Linked DNA regions of Homo sapiens: region 1 is linked to region 2. A link is a contact called in ENCODE Hi-C or POLR2A ChIA-PET data. All regions are on one chromosome and are shown on one strand. Each heading gives the region's core, a stretch centred on a gene start or an enhancer-like site at or near the end of the contact. The rest is flanking DNA. Distances are from core to core; before and after follow the strand shown. Region 1 overlaps SLC35F3 (solute carrier family 35 member F3). Region 2 has its middle 16 kb from the start of KCNK1.

Region 1 (6,778 bases), core at 1,944-4,443, 460 kb before region 2:
TGTCAAACCAGAAGCCAATTTATTTTAAAAAATAAGAGTTTGGGCCTGGCGCGGTGGCTCACGCCTGTAATACCAGCACTTTGGGAGGCTGAGGTGGGCGAGTCACGAGATCAGGAAGTCCAGAACAGCCTGGCTAACACGGTGAAACCGCGTTTCTACTAAAAAATACAAAAAATTAGCCGGGCGTGGTGGCACGCGTCTGTAGTCCCAGCTACTCAGGAGGCTGAGGCAGGAGAATCCCTTGAACCCAGGAGGCCGAAGTTGCAGTAAGCCGAGATTGTGCTACTGCACTCCAGTCTGGAGACAGAGCGAGACTTTGTCTCAAAAAAAAAAAAAGTGTTTGATCAGTAGATCTCACATCACTTTTCACAGTCTCCCTTTCCACACTTAGAACCATGAGCACTGTAAGCATACAGTAAAAACTTCCCAGATGCACACCAACTGTTCTTTCTCTTATCATAGTCATGCTCCATGTTTTGTTATAACCAGGTTACTTAAGGCAACTGGCACTATTTTTCGCTGTCTTCTTTTTACCTCTTATAAAAGAAAATAGTCTTCAGTACTTTGATCATGACCCTTCAGAATATCCTATTCTGGCCGGCTTTCAATATCTGCTTCCTATACAGACAGGTGTAAATGCACTAGAGTTCCTTACTTTCCTGGGTTGCTGTTAGAGGATAAGAAACTTTAGTAACAATTTATGGCCCTAGGTACTATGATGCCTGAACTACCTCTGGTCTACCCTGGGATCTATTTGAACGCAGTGTTCTAAGGCAGTTAAATCAAACAATTATCATGTTTTAACTTGATTTAATAGCACACATTAAAATCCTGCGGAATTAATTACATAAAATGAGCACAATTAGCCACAGCACAACAACTATAAAGAAAGAGATTGCATGTGATTGTGTCAGGGTGAGCCACAGGACCCTGGGGGTAGCATCTCCAGTTGTGTTATGTGACAGCCGAAACCTGCTGGAGGAAAACATCTAGGAAAACATCTTGCTTACAGAGTTGGAGTGGAATTCTGGTGACTCCACTGAATCCTAAAAAGAATGGTAAAAGGTTTTAGAGGAATTTTCTATAACCCTGATAAATAAATGAAAATTATAATAAGATATATTTTGGTCTCTTAAATATTAAATTAACCATAGAATAAAGTCCTTCTTATTCTAACATTTGGAGATCAAAAGCCTAGCAGCCCATTTCCCAGTCAAAAGGATCACACGCAAGACACATAGCTGGAAAACAGAAAAATAAATTCAAGGGAAACACACAGTCCTTTCTCAGATGTGATCAAGGATCACAAGGCAATGGAGGGGATCTAGGGCTATGAAAGCAAAAGTATAAAACAGACAAAGGAAACAGTCCCCCCCACCAAAAAATCCAAATGTTTAGATATCTACTTCCAGCATGACACCAGGAGGGGCTCCACAGACATGCTTCCCAGTGAAAATGGTGAAATTATAAAAACAAACAGTTCAGTGAGATGGAGATTTCATTCCAGGTGCAGTTAACAATACAGGACTATCTGGACCCTCAGATCCCACATGTAGGACTATCTTCACAGAAGAAGCGGCCATTGGCAGGTCTCAGATCGTTCCTAGCTACCTGTTGATGAGGCCAAGTTCTAGGTGAATGCCAAAAAGTGGATGCTCCCTTTTTCTGCCTAGTCCTCCATGCTGGGATTGTGGCAGGCTGGGTCTCAGTAATTCAGGCCTCCATAACAACTGTTTCAGTATTGACTGAGTGGTTAAGTTAAATATTAAAAGCTAAACAAAAGCCAGTGCCCTTATACCAAGGCTGAAATATGACAAAAGCCCACCAAGAGTTTTGCCTAGGTCTTTCCTAGGCCTTAAAACATGACAAAATAACAAAGGAATTGTTAACAGGACCCATTTAGGATTAAACAAGTTTTATTGGGGGGATCTGAAGAAACTCCCCAGGCCTCCATAAACAAGCTTATTGGAGGTCTGAAGGAACTCCCCAAACCTCTGTAGTTTAGCAGGAGACAAGATAGGGGTAATCACCCCAGCACCTGTACCCATTTAGATTAAGTAAATTTACTGAGGCTCCAGAGGAAGGTCTTCAGGACTCAGACCTTAGTTATAGATTAAAAGAAGTTAATCACTTATGTCTTTAGATGCATTCACACTTACACATAGACATATAGCTTAGAAGGTATATAAGCTCTGGAAATTTTTGTAATTTTGAGTTGGTCTGGTGATAATTTCCAGGCCTTCTGTAACTGGTTGCAGAAATAAAAGCTCTCTTCCTCCCCAGTTCATCTGTAACTCCTCACTGGGCCATGAGAAAGAGCAGCCCAACCCTCAATTTGGTCCGGGAACAGGACGGAGGCTCTACTTTGGGCAGGACACTAATAGGAATCCTAGGACCCTGATGGTGCTTGCTCTTGCTCAGATCCTGAAGTGGGGGTTAAACTCAGAGAGAAGCATGTCATTTTCTCCACACACAGAACCTTGATTAAGAGATTTTGCTAGGCCGGGCATGGTGGCTCACACCTGTAATCCCAGCACTTTGGGAGGCCGAGGCGGGCGGATCACAAGGTCAGGAGTTCGAGACCATCCCGGTGAACACGGTGAAACCACGTCTCTACTAAAAATACAAAAAAAAAAAAAAAAAATTAGCCAGGCGTGGTGGGCACCTGTAGTCCCAGCTACTCAGGGAGACTGAGGCAGGAGAATGGCATGAACCCAGGGGGCAGAGCTTGCAGGGAAAGGAGATTGCGCCACTGTACTCCAGCCTGGGCGACAGAGCAAGGCTCCGTCTCAAAAAAAAAAAAAAGATTTTGCTCATGGATGAAAGAAAAGAACAGAAAACAGAAATCTCTTAATTATTTCCTAAAGAAATTGACTTCATTTGCAACAGAGCCAGGAAAAGTTCAGGCCTAAGGGCACAATCAAAACCAGCTGATATTGTGGTAAAAGACAACTTTAGGCTTACTAGTTTGTCAGAGAGGTCCAAGGAAGGAGACAGCTGGGAGGAGCCCTCCGGGGTTCCACATGAATCTCAAACATTGACCTGAAAACTATTCAAAAGAGCCACAATAGATTGAATAGTCTGTAGAACAATTTATGCCCCCAGGACATAACCAGTTTGTGCGTAGTGGAGTTTAATAACTAGGTGTGACCAGGGAAAGAAAAAGTCAAAGATAGCTTTGCCAACACCACTGTCATCCTAGGGTGACTCAGGGTATACCCAAGGCCTTACCACCAAAGAATAACATCAGAAACTTCAGGCAATGGAGCTATAACGAGAAAGAACAAGAGGAAAATAAACCTCACTAAATGATCCAGACAGTAACAAAAGTTGTCAGTAAGCAAAGAGCAATTCCAAGTCCTAGGGATGGGGAGAAGTACTCAGAGTTACAACAGTATGTTCTCTACAGTGGGGTTTTAGGTAACATTTTTGTCTAGTATCCAACAAAAAATATTGTGAGACATATAAGAAACAGGAAATTGTGACCCATACCTCCAAAAAATAGACAACAGAAACTGACTGTGAGAGTGACCAGATGTCATATTTAAAAGGCAAAGTTTCAAGTAACTGTTATAAATATTTTCAAAAAAACGAAAAGAAACCATGTTTTAAAAGATAAAGATATGATGACAATGTTGCACCTAATAGAGTACCACTAAAGAGACAAATATTATTTTTTTAAAAAGCCAAACGTAAATTCTGGAGTTGAAAAGTATAACAACTAAAAGAAAAATTTAGTAGAGGGACTCAACAGTGGATTTAAACTGGCAGAAGAAAAATTAGCAGACTTGGGGATAGATTGACAAAGATTATGTAACCTGAAGAACAGAGAAACAAAAGAATAAAAAAAATTAGCAGAGACTCAGAAAAGTTGTGACACTAAGCACACCAATTACCAATATATACATAATGGGCAAACCAAAAGAAGAGAGAAAAGAGCAGAAAAAAATATTTGGAGAAATAATGGCTTAAAAATTTTCCAAATTTTGTAAAAAACAGTGATCTACACATGCAGAAAACTCAACAAACGTCAAGTAGAACAACCAAAAAGAGAGTCACAGACACGTGACAGTAAAATTCTAAAATCTTAAGACAGAGAAAGTTTTGAAAGCAGAAAGAGAAAACTGGCTTATCATTTAAAAGAGAATCTCAATAAGATTAACAGCTGACTTCTCAATAGAAACAACAGTAGCCAAAGGGCAGTGTGATAACATATTTAAAAAAACCTGTCAACAGAGAATCCTACAACTAGTTAAGGTATCATTAAAAAAATCATGACAAAAAAGAAAAGAAAAGACGCCTTGAGATAAACAAAAACTGAGAATTTGTTGCTAGAAGACAAGACTTACGAGAAGTACTAAAATAAATTCTTCAGGCTGAAAGCAAGTAAGTCTAGAGAGTAATTTGAGTTTACACAAAAATACATGCACACAAAAAGCCATTAAAAGTAATTATGTAATTATAAAGGACAGTATAGATGCATATTTCTTTTCCCTTATTCTCGTAAGTAATGTAAAAAGCAATTATATTAAAAAGTCTGTGTATAATGTATGCTGTGCCCTATAAGACATAGAAATAGAATATATTGCCAGTAACAGCACAAGATGAAATGAGTAGGAGCAAAGCTATGTTGGGATAAAGAGATTACTTCAGATTGTAACTCAAATACACAGGAAGAAATGGAGAGAAACAGAAATGATTAAAGGTGGGGAAGTGATTAAAAATAAATAGGAGTAGGGTGGGGCACAGTAGCTCATGCCTGTAATCCTAGCACTTTGGGAGGCCAAGGCAGGTGGATTGCCTGAGCTCAAAAATTCAAGACCAGACTGGGCAACATGGTAAAACCCGGTCTCTACCAAAAATAAACATAAAAAATTAGCCAGGCATGGTGGCATGTGTCTGTGGTTCCAGCTATTCGGGAGGCTGAGATGGGAAGATCACTTGAGCCTGGGAGGTGGAAGTTGCAGTGAGCTGAGATTGTGCTACTGCACTTCAACCTGGGTGACAGAGTGAGACCCTGTCTCAAAATAAATAAATAAATAAATACATAAATAGGAGTAACATTCCTATCGCTCACTGCAATTAAGTTAGCACAAATCTGATAGAAATGACAGAAGAAATAGAAAATTCAACAATAATAGTTAGAAACTTCAATACCTCATTTCCAATAGTAGACAAGCAATGAGGAAAAAGATCAACAAAGAAGTAGAAGACTTCAGTAAAAATCTAAAAATCAGCTAGACCTAACAGACATCTATAGGATACTCTACACAACAGTAGGAGAACATGCTTTGTTCTCAAGTGCACACAAAACATCTCCAGGACAGACCACAAGCTAGGCCATAAAATAAACCTCACTAAAGTTTAAAGTACTGAAATAACATTAAGTATGTTTTGTTATTGATTCTTAATTTCATTTCACTGGGATCTGTGACGGTTAATACTGTCAACTTGATTAGATTGAAGGATGCAATATTGATCTTGGGTGTATCTGTAAGGGTGTTGCCAAAGGAGATTAACATTTGAGTCAGTGGGCTGGGGAAGGCAGACCCACCCTTAATTCAGTGGGCACCATCTAATCAGCAAACATAAAGCAGACAGAAAAACATGAAGTGGTGAGATGGGCCTAGCCTCCCAGCCTACATCTTTCTCCCGTGCTGGATGCTCCCTGCCCTCAAACATCAGGCCCCAAGTTTTTCAATTTTGGGACTCGGACTGGCTGTCCTTGCTCCTCAGCTTGCAGATAGCCTATTGTGGGATCTTGTGATCATGTAAGTTGATAAGTAAGCTTGTCTATGTCTATGTCTGTCTATGTCTATGTCTATGTCTATGTCTATGTCTATGTCTATGTCTATGTCTATGTCTATGTCTAGTCTATGTCTATGTCTCTAGCTCTAGCTCTAGCTCTATCTCTACCTCTATCTCCTGTTAGTTCTGTCCCTCTAAGAGAACCCTGACTAATACAGGATCTGAATTTAGGAATCAATAACAAAAACAATTTTGGGAAACTCATAAATATGTGTAAAGTAAATAAAATAGTCTTAAATAACCAAGGGATTAAAGAAGAAACCAAAGAGAAATTAGAAAATACTTTGAGATGAATGAAAATGAAGACACACTTACAAAAAAATGAAAAAAAAATATGTGGAGTGCAGCTAAAACAGTGCTTGGAGGAAAGTTTATAGTTATAAATGCCTGTATTAAGAAAGAAGACACATATCAAATCAGAAACCTAATCTTCTACCATAAGACACCGAGAAAAGAACCAAACCTAAAAAATAAGGAGGAAGAAATTAAGATTACAGTGGAACTTACCGATATAGAGAATAGAAAAACAATAGAGAAAAATGGATGAAACGAAAAGCTATTCACTTGAAGAGAACAATACAATTAACAAACTTTTAGTAGCTAGACTGACCAAGAAGAAAAAGAGAAAACTCAAATGATTAGAATCAGAAATGAAACAAGGAAATTAAGGCCAACTTTACAGAAATATAAAGTATCATAAGGGAATACTAAGAACAATTGTATGCAGATAAATCAGATAACTTAGATGAAATGGACAAATTGCCAGAAAGACACAAACTACTGAAACTAATTCAAGAGAAATAGGCCATTTAAATAGATACATAATGAGTAAAGAGATTTTATTAGTCAAACAAACAAACAATAAACCAAAAAAAACCCAAAAAAATGAGGAACACTTCTCAAATCATTCTATGAGGGCGGCATTACCTCGATAAGAAAACCAGACAAAGTCATTCACAAGAAAACTATA
Region 2 (6,930 bases), core at 1-2,500:
TTCCCAAGTAGCTGGGACTACAGGCACCCACCACCACGCCTGGCTAATTTTTGTATTTTTTTTTAGTAGATACGAGGTTTCACCATATTGGCCAGGCTGGTCTCAAACTCATGACCTCGTGATCTGCCTGCCTCAGCCTCCCAAAGTGCTGGGATTACAGGCGTGAGCCACCGTGCTCAGCCCAGTTTTGCCATTTTCTGCAGCAGATGTCAGTTCTTTGAGTGACATGAAGATAGAGATTTGCTAGGTGAGGGGAAGAGTAAAGGAACTAGTGAATTGAAAGGCCTCTTTAAAAGGAGATTAGTTAAAATAATGGACCACAGTGTCTACACTGCATAGAGAAGGAAATAAAGGCAGTGAAGAGCTAATAAATCAGAAGGAAATGGAAGAATTACACAGCTGCTGGATTCCATGTGGTGGGAGACTGGTTATAGTTGGCAGATGGGAATGAAAGATGAAAAGAGAGGAAGCTGTAGTCGTAGGGGAGAAGACTTAGTTCAGAAGAGAGGGGTGAGTCCTGGGTTATGGCCATCTCTAGCAGTTAGCTATTGCCAAAGTGGAGGGAAGAAAGTCACTAGAGGGGCTGCAAGTCTAGTGTTCTGTTTATCCACGTTGAAGATGCATGACGAAGCCTGGACCGGGAGAGAGGAAGCCAACATGGCAAGAGCAGAAATCTTCAGGGTCTCAAGAATGAGTGGGAGGTTAGTGGATGATAGAGACAGTGGCTGAAAGAAGAAATACTGCGGTCAGAAGTGCCTGGCCAATTGAGGGTCCTTTTACTGAAGAAAGGAAGGGCAATTGTTTGAAAATTGATTCAGGGACTTTAGAAGGATGCGAATCCCATCTGCAGCCCTGAGGGGTAGTCAAATTAGCATCCTCCTCCAAGGGATGCCAGGACTATTCCAGGACAACCGAGCTTCAGGAAGGCAAAGAGGTAGAAGGTATTCTGTGTAGGCGTAGGTGCAGAAGTAGGTGAAATGGATTTGACTAAAGGGTCCCAGAGGGTACATGGAAAACTTTTCATAGGAGAGGAGCCATGGGAACTCTAGTTACAGGAAGCCCAGAAGAAACTGCAGGTGGGAGCAGAGGAGAGGAAGGATACATGGAGAGTTTACATTTTGCAAGGTGAGCAAGACAGAGAAATGCTGCCGCACAGAATGAACTGGTCTCGAGGTTTCAAAGTCAACTGTGGTAGCTTGAATGAAGTGCAGCTGAGGCTCAAGGTTGAGTGGCCCTGGCCACGGTCCACCTGGCTAGCAGGCAGTGTCTTCTGCTAACCCATCCGGTGTCCTCTACCCCCTCACCTAGTCTTCCCCCAGGCCCCACTGGATGCAAGAACAGGGTCATTTTCAACTTCAGGAATAATGTCACCGTAAACCAAACACCAACCTTGGCTGGTCTTTGTTACTATTCCCTTAATGCAGGCTGCACACTAGAAATTTTCATTCTAGATGTCCCAGTCACTTAATTTCAGAGCACTTATTTTTCTTTTAAATACTTTCACTTTTCTCTTTGCCTTTTTTCTTAAATGACTTCACTTTTATTTCATGCTTTAAAGTTTGTAGATCATTTCCATGAAATAATTCATTAGACAAATTCATTATTGTAATTTCATTACAATAACTAAGCAGGCCAGGCAGCATTATTCAATTTCCACAGATGAGTAAACTCAGACTTTGGGAAATCGTTTTTCAAGGGCATCTTTAGTTCAATGCTCTTTGGTTGTCACGAAGGGCCTGTCCTTTGAACTGCAAAGTCACAGCACATACTGACAGAGTTACTCTGAAACATGCAAAACGATTATGATGCCGTTGTGTGATATATTTAAAAATGAAACCTAAGAGTTTAGTAATAATAGCTTCCTGTTACTATTACTTTGTCATCTCTCAAGGACTTTTAAATCACTGAGAAATATATTTGTTCTTTTCTGAAAACCACATGAATGCAGATGACAGCGACAGATAATCAATCACGAGAATGATAAAGTGTGGTGGCTGCGCTGGAAACAATGAGTACGTTTAAAATCTGTTTAAGGTGACAGTTGTCTCTGAAAAATAGGAGTTGATGGGCCTCAGCCAGTGCTTCTAAGATTTTTATCATTCTGAGAGAGTAACTGCCTTTTCAATCCAGATTTTAAAAAGTCAGAAACTTCCTGAATGAGCAACTCTTAGAATGAACTTGGCACTTAACATGTTTGGAGATCTGGGAAGAAGGAAGGTTTTCATGGTTGTTTTCAATCTTATCTAAACATACTTGGCCAGAATTATAAGAAGTAAAAATACCCAAAGTGTTCATCCCTTAAAGCAAAACAGATGTCAATTAGGGATGCAGCATATACATTGTGATCAACTTGTAATGACCCCAAATCTTTATTGGGCTTTTTAGTAAGTATTTTGTATTTTACAGTATTCACCTGACTCATGATATTGTTGTTTTTGTAGGTAGGATGATGGTCTACCTGCAATTACATGGTTCAAAGTAATGTTTATCTAAAATATAAGACAGTTAAAGCTCATTCTTTGATACTCACTCCTCTATGCTACCTGAAAAATATCTTCAGTTCTCCTTCTCAATTTTTTATTCTTTTTTCAAGATAGGTAATCTGTAAGGCTCATACAAACACACATCAAAGATCTGCACCTGGACTCTTTTTTTTTTTTGAGATGGAGTTTCTCTCTTGTCTCCCAGGCTGGAGTGCAATGGCATGATCTAGGCTCACTGCAACCTCAGCCTCCTAGGTTCAAGCAATTCTCCTGCCTAAGCCTCCTCAGGAGCTAGTATTACAGGTGCATCACCATGCCCGGCTAACTTTTGTATTTTTAGTAGAGACGGGGGTTTCACCATGTTGGCCAGGCTGGTCTCGAACTCCTGACCTCAGGTGATATGCCTGCCTCGGCCTTCCAAAGTGCTGGGATTACAGGTGTGAGCCAACGTGCCCAGCCTGCACCTGGACTCTTGATCCTTTGGCTGACATTCCTCTCCACATCTAGATCACACTCCACAGCTCATTTCCTAGAGGAAACCTGTCATCCAGAGAGAAGGGAGAAAACAATTAAGAGACCTAAAAACCTGCCCAAGAAATTCTTAAATCCAGCTATAATCAACTAACACATTATTGCTTTATATTTATTCATCAGCCATAGTCATTTAAGTGTTAAATAAACAATGCAAACTCTGTCCTCTCCTTTAGTTACTTTTTATAGAGTTAAGGGGAACAAGAATAAAATACTCTTCTCCTCCCACCACCACCACCCCAGCATCATATCATACCCAGCTTGAGGGATTTCTTTACATAATCTGAAATGCTATAAATATATACTGTGGTTAGCTGATTCACATAACAAAAAAAAATGATTAAACATGTGTTATGCATCAGGAGACTGATGAAATATCACCATGGAAACTTTGATGCTGAGTTTATACGTGTAAAATTTTCACTTGCAAGATTACAGTTGCAAGTATCTTTGCCCAGATAATTGGGCTTCTTCATCAGAAGCAGGGAATCACCTTCCCATTTTACTAACCACCTACCTTGAACATTAGTCTAAATTGTCAGTATGATTTGTCATTTTTTTCACAGCTGAAGTGACAATAACAATCGTCCTCACATCTGTATTTTTCTATAAAGTTAACAGAGATAATTCACATGAAAGCATGATTATTTGGCCAATATGCATCACCTCAATGCGTGTTATAGTGTTCCTAACAGTGGTTTTATATCTTTCTATCTGTATATATATATATCTCCATTCTTCACCCCAGAATAGTGTACATTCAAGATTTCCAGCAGATTTTGGCATTCCACTTTTGACAATCGATTGACGATTTTCTTTTAAAGAATTTAAATGATGATATGAGGAAAGGAAGACAGGAGACCTGAAGTCAAAATCTCATCAGCCCATGATCAACAAACTCATCTAGTACAGATATTTACATGGGTTGTGCTTTATAATCAACCAACTGACAGAGATTACAACATCTCTGTCATGAGAAGCTTACAAAGAATGCATTATAAGAGTAATATCATTTTCTCCAAATGTTTTAGAAACATTAACAATAAACAGAAATACAACCAATAGGATTTGTAGTTTTTCATATAAGATAATAGCATATTTATGTATGTACAAATATCCTGTATTAAGCGTTAATAAAGTCCTTTATATAACTTAGATATGTATATATATGCATACCTACCTACATCAGTGTCCTTTAATTACACTAATATTAAGCAGAATTCTTCTACTAAATATTTAATGCCAACCAACCACAATCTATTGCATTAAAGTGCATTTGTCCTAAACATGATTTTAATTCATTCTGCAATAATAGTCATATCACTATTATCTATAAACTCCTGTCTGAATTTGTCAAGTCCACAGAAATTTTTAAATAAATGTTATATAGGAACTGGATTTAGACAACCCATGGTTATTATGTGTAAACGTCCTGTTGTGGAAATCTGATAGAAATATAAACAGTGAAAAAGAAAGAAATGACAGCTAGGTCACTACCAAACTGAGTTGAAATTCAGCCAGGCAATTTACTAAATTCAGTCTGTTTTTTATTGTTGTCCTCTTGCTGTCCATTTCAAATTGATTAAATATTTCTTTGAATCCTATACAAATTTTCATTAAAGATACAGTCATAAATAAGAAGCTTACTAATATCTGCTCAGTTTCCAAGTTTTAGCCTGCATTCCACCCTCCCCACAAAAGTTCATTATAGAAAGCTTCTAAAACACAAGAGAAGCCAGGCATGTGGGTTGCACCTGTCACCCCAGCACTTTGGGAGGCTTAGGAGGGAGGTTCACTTGAGGCCAGGAGTTCAAGACCAGCCTGGGAAACAAAGCAAGACCTTGTCTTTGAAATAAATAAATTTTGAAAATGCAAAATAAAACAGAAGACACATGAATACAGAACTGATTAAGGAGCACAAATATATTTCAGCTACATTAAAGATTGTATATAAGTGTATACAGTTATTAGCTTTTTGACAAAGGAGCCAAAGCAATCCAATGGAAAAATAAAGTACTACTAAACAAATGGTACTGAAATATCTAGATATCCTTTTTTTTTTTTTTTTGAGGCAGAGTCTTGCTCTATCACCCAGGCTGGAGTGCAGAGGCATGATCTCAGCTCACTGCAACCTCCGCCTCCCCTCCCAGGTTCAAGCGACTCTCCTGACTCAGCCTCCTGAGTAGCTGGGATTACAGGTGCGTGCCACCATGCCTGACTAATTTTTTGTATTTTTAGTAGAGGCGAGGTTTCAACATGTTGGCCAGGCTGGTCTCAAACTCCTGACCTCGTGATCCCCCCACCACGGCCTCCCAAAGTGCTGGGATTACAGGTGTGAGCCGCAGCGCCCGGCCAATATCCATATTTTTAAAAATGAAGCTCAGTCCGGGTGCGGTGGCTCACGCCTGTAATCCCAATACTTTGGGAGGCTGAGGTGGGTGGATCACGAGGTCAGCAGATCAATACCCTCCTGGCTAACACGGTGAAACCCCGCTCTACTAAAAATACAAAAAAATTAGCTGGGCATGGTGGCAGGCACCTGTCGTCCCAGCTACTCGGGAGGCTGAGGCAGGAGACTGGTGAGATCACGCCACTGCACTCCAGCCTGGGCGACAGAGCAAGACTCTATTTCAAAAAAAAAAAAGAAACTCAACCTCTATCTCTCACCATATACAAAAATAGATTTGAGGTAGATGATATGCCTAAATATAAAAGCTAAAATCATAATGCTTTCAAAGGAAAAGAGGAGAGTCTCTTCATTACTTGCTGTGATCTTTAATTGTATGGATCCACTTGGCTAGGCCACAGTATCTTACCCAGATATTTGGTCAAACACTAGTCTAGATGTTGTTGTGAAGGTATTTTGAGATGAGGTTAAGATTTAAAGCAGTAGACTTTGAGTAAAGCAGATACCCTCCATAATGTGGTAGACCTCATTCAATCAGTTAAAGATCAGTTAAAGGCCTTTAGAATAAAAGATTGAGGTCCGCTGAAGAAGAAATAATTCTACCATTGGACTTGAGCTGCATCAACCCTTCCTTGGGTCTCCAGCCTGCTGGTCTACCCTGCAGATTTTTGTACTTGCCAACCTCTACAATCTTGAAAGCCAATCCCTTAAAATCTCTCTCTTTCTCCCTCTATATGTGTGTGTATATATATACACACACATAATATATATGTATAGGTATTTATGTATATATACACATAATATATGTATGTATTTATGTATATATATACATAATATATGTATATGTATCATGTATATATACACATAATATATGTATATGTATTTATGTATATATACACATAATATATGTATATGTATTATGTATATAATATAATTTATGTATATAATATATGCATATGTATTTATGTATATATACATAATGTATATGCATATGTATTTATGTATATATACATAATGTATATGCATATGTATTTATGTATATATACATAATGTATATGCATATGTATTTATGTATATATACATAATGTATATGCATATGTATTTATGTATATATACATAATGTATATGCATATGTATTTATGTATATATACATAATGTATATGCATATGTATTTATGTATATATACATAATATATATGCATATGTATTTATGTGTATATATACATAATATATATGTATATGTATTATGTATATATATACACAATATATATATACACACACATAAAATGTGTCCCACCAAAGCATAGAAAGAGAGGTAAGAAGTCGTAACGTGTCTGTTGCATTTCATGAATGAATGAATGAATGAAAGAGTAAATGAATTCTGACTAAGAGAGATTTATTTATAAACACAGTACCATTTACATTAGAACCAACAAGAATGAAGTACTTAGAAACAAATTAAACAACATATATATATACACACACGCACGCATACACACACGTGCACATA

The links. Hi-C counts contacts between places; a loop is a spot of excess contacts on that map. ChIA-PET counts read pairs that join two places held with the same protein, here RNA polymerase II (POLR2A). Pooled maps may share reads with other maps.
Region 1: a map with no recorded cell type shows a loop between it and region 2 (2.4-fold over the local background). The contact joins two enhancer-like sites. A Hi-C loop is called at or near these places in 1 of 37 single-sample maps with no recorded cell type and 2 of 50 pooled maps. POLR2A ChIA-PET finds 5 or more read pairs at or near these places in 1 of 52 experiments (activated T-cell).

The regions. Positions count from the first base shown.
Region 1 is chr1:234,058,711-234,065,488 of GRCh38, reverse strand. All of the region lies in intron 2 of SLC35F3 (solute carrier family 35 member F3), which reads right to left. Among named protein-coding and RNA genes, the nearest start is that of SLC35F3, 160 kb to the right of the region's middle. Within about 2 kb of position 3,193, at least 3 of the 41 ENCODE cell types and tissues checked have a DNase peak (open chromatin) inside an H3K27ac peak, as active enhancers do.
Region 2 is chr1:233,594,165-233,601,094 of GRCh38, reverse strand. No RefSeq gene overlaps it. Among named protein-coding and RNA genes, the nearest start is that of KCNK1, 16 kb to the left of the region's middle. Within about 2 kb of position 1,250, at least 2 of the 41 ENCODE cell types and tissues checked have a DNase peak (open chromatin) inside an H3K27ac peak, as active enhancers do.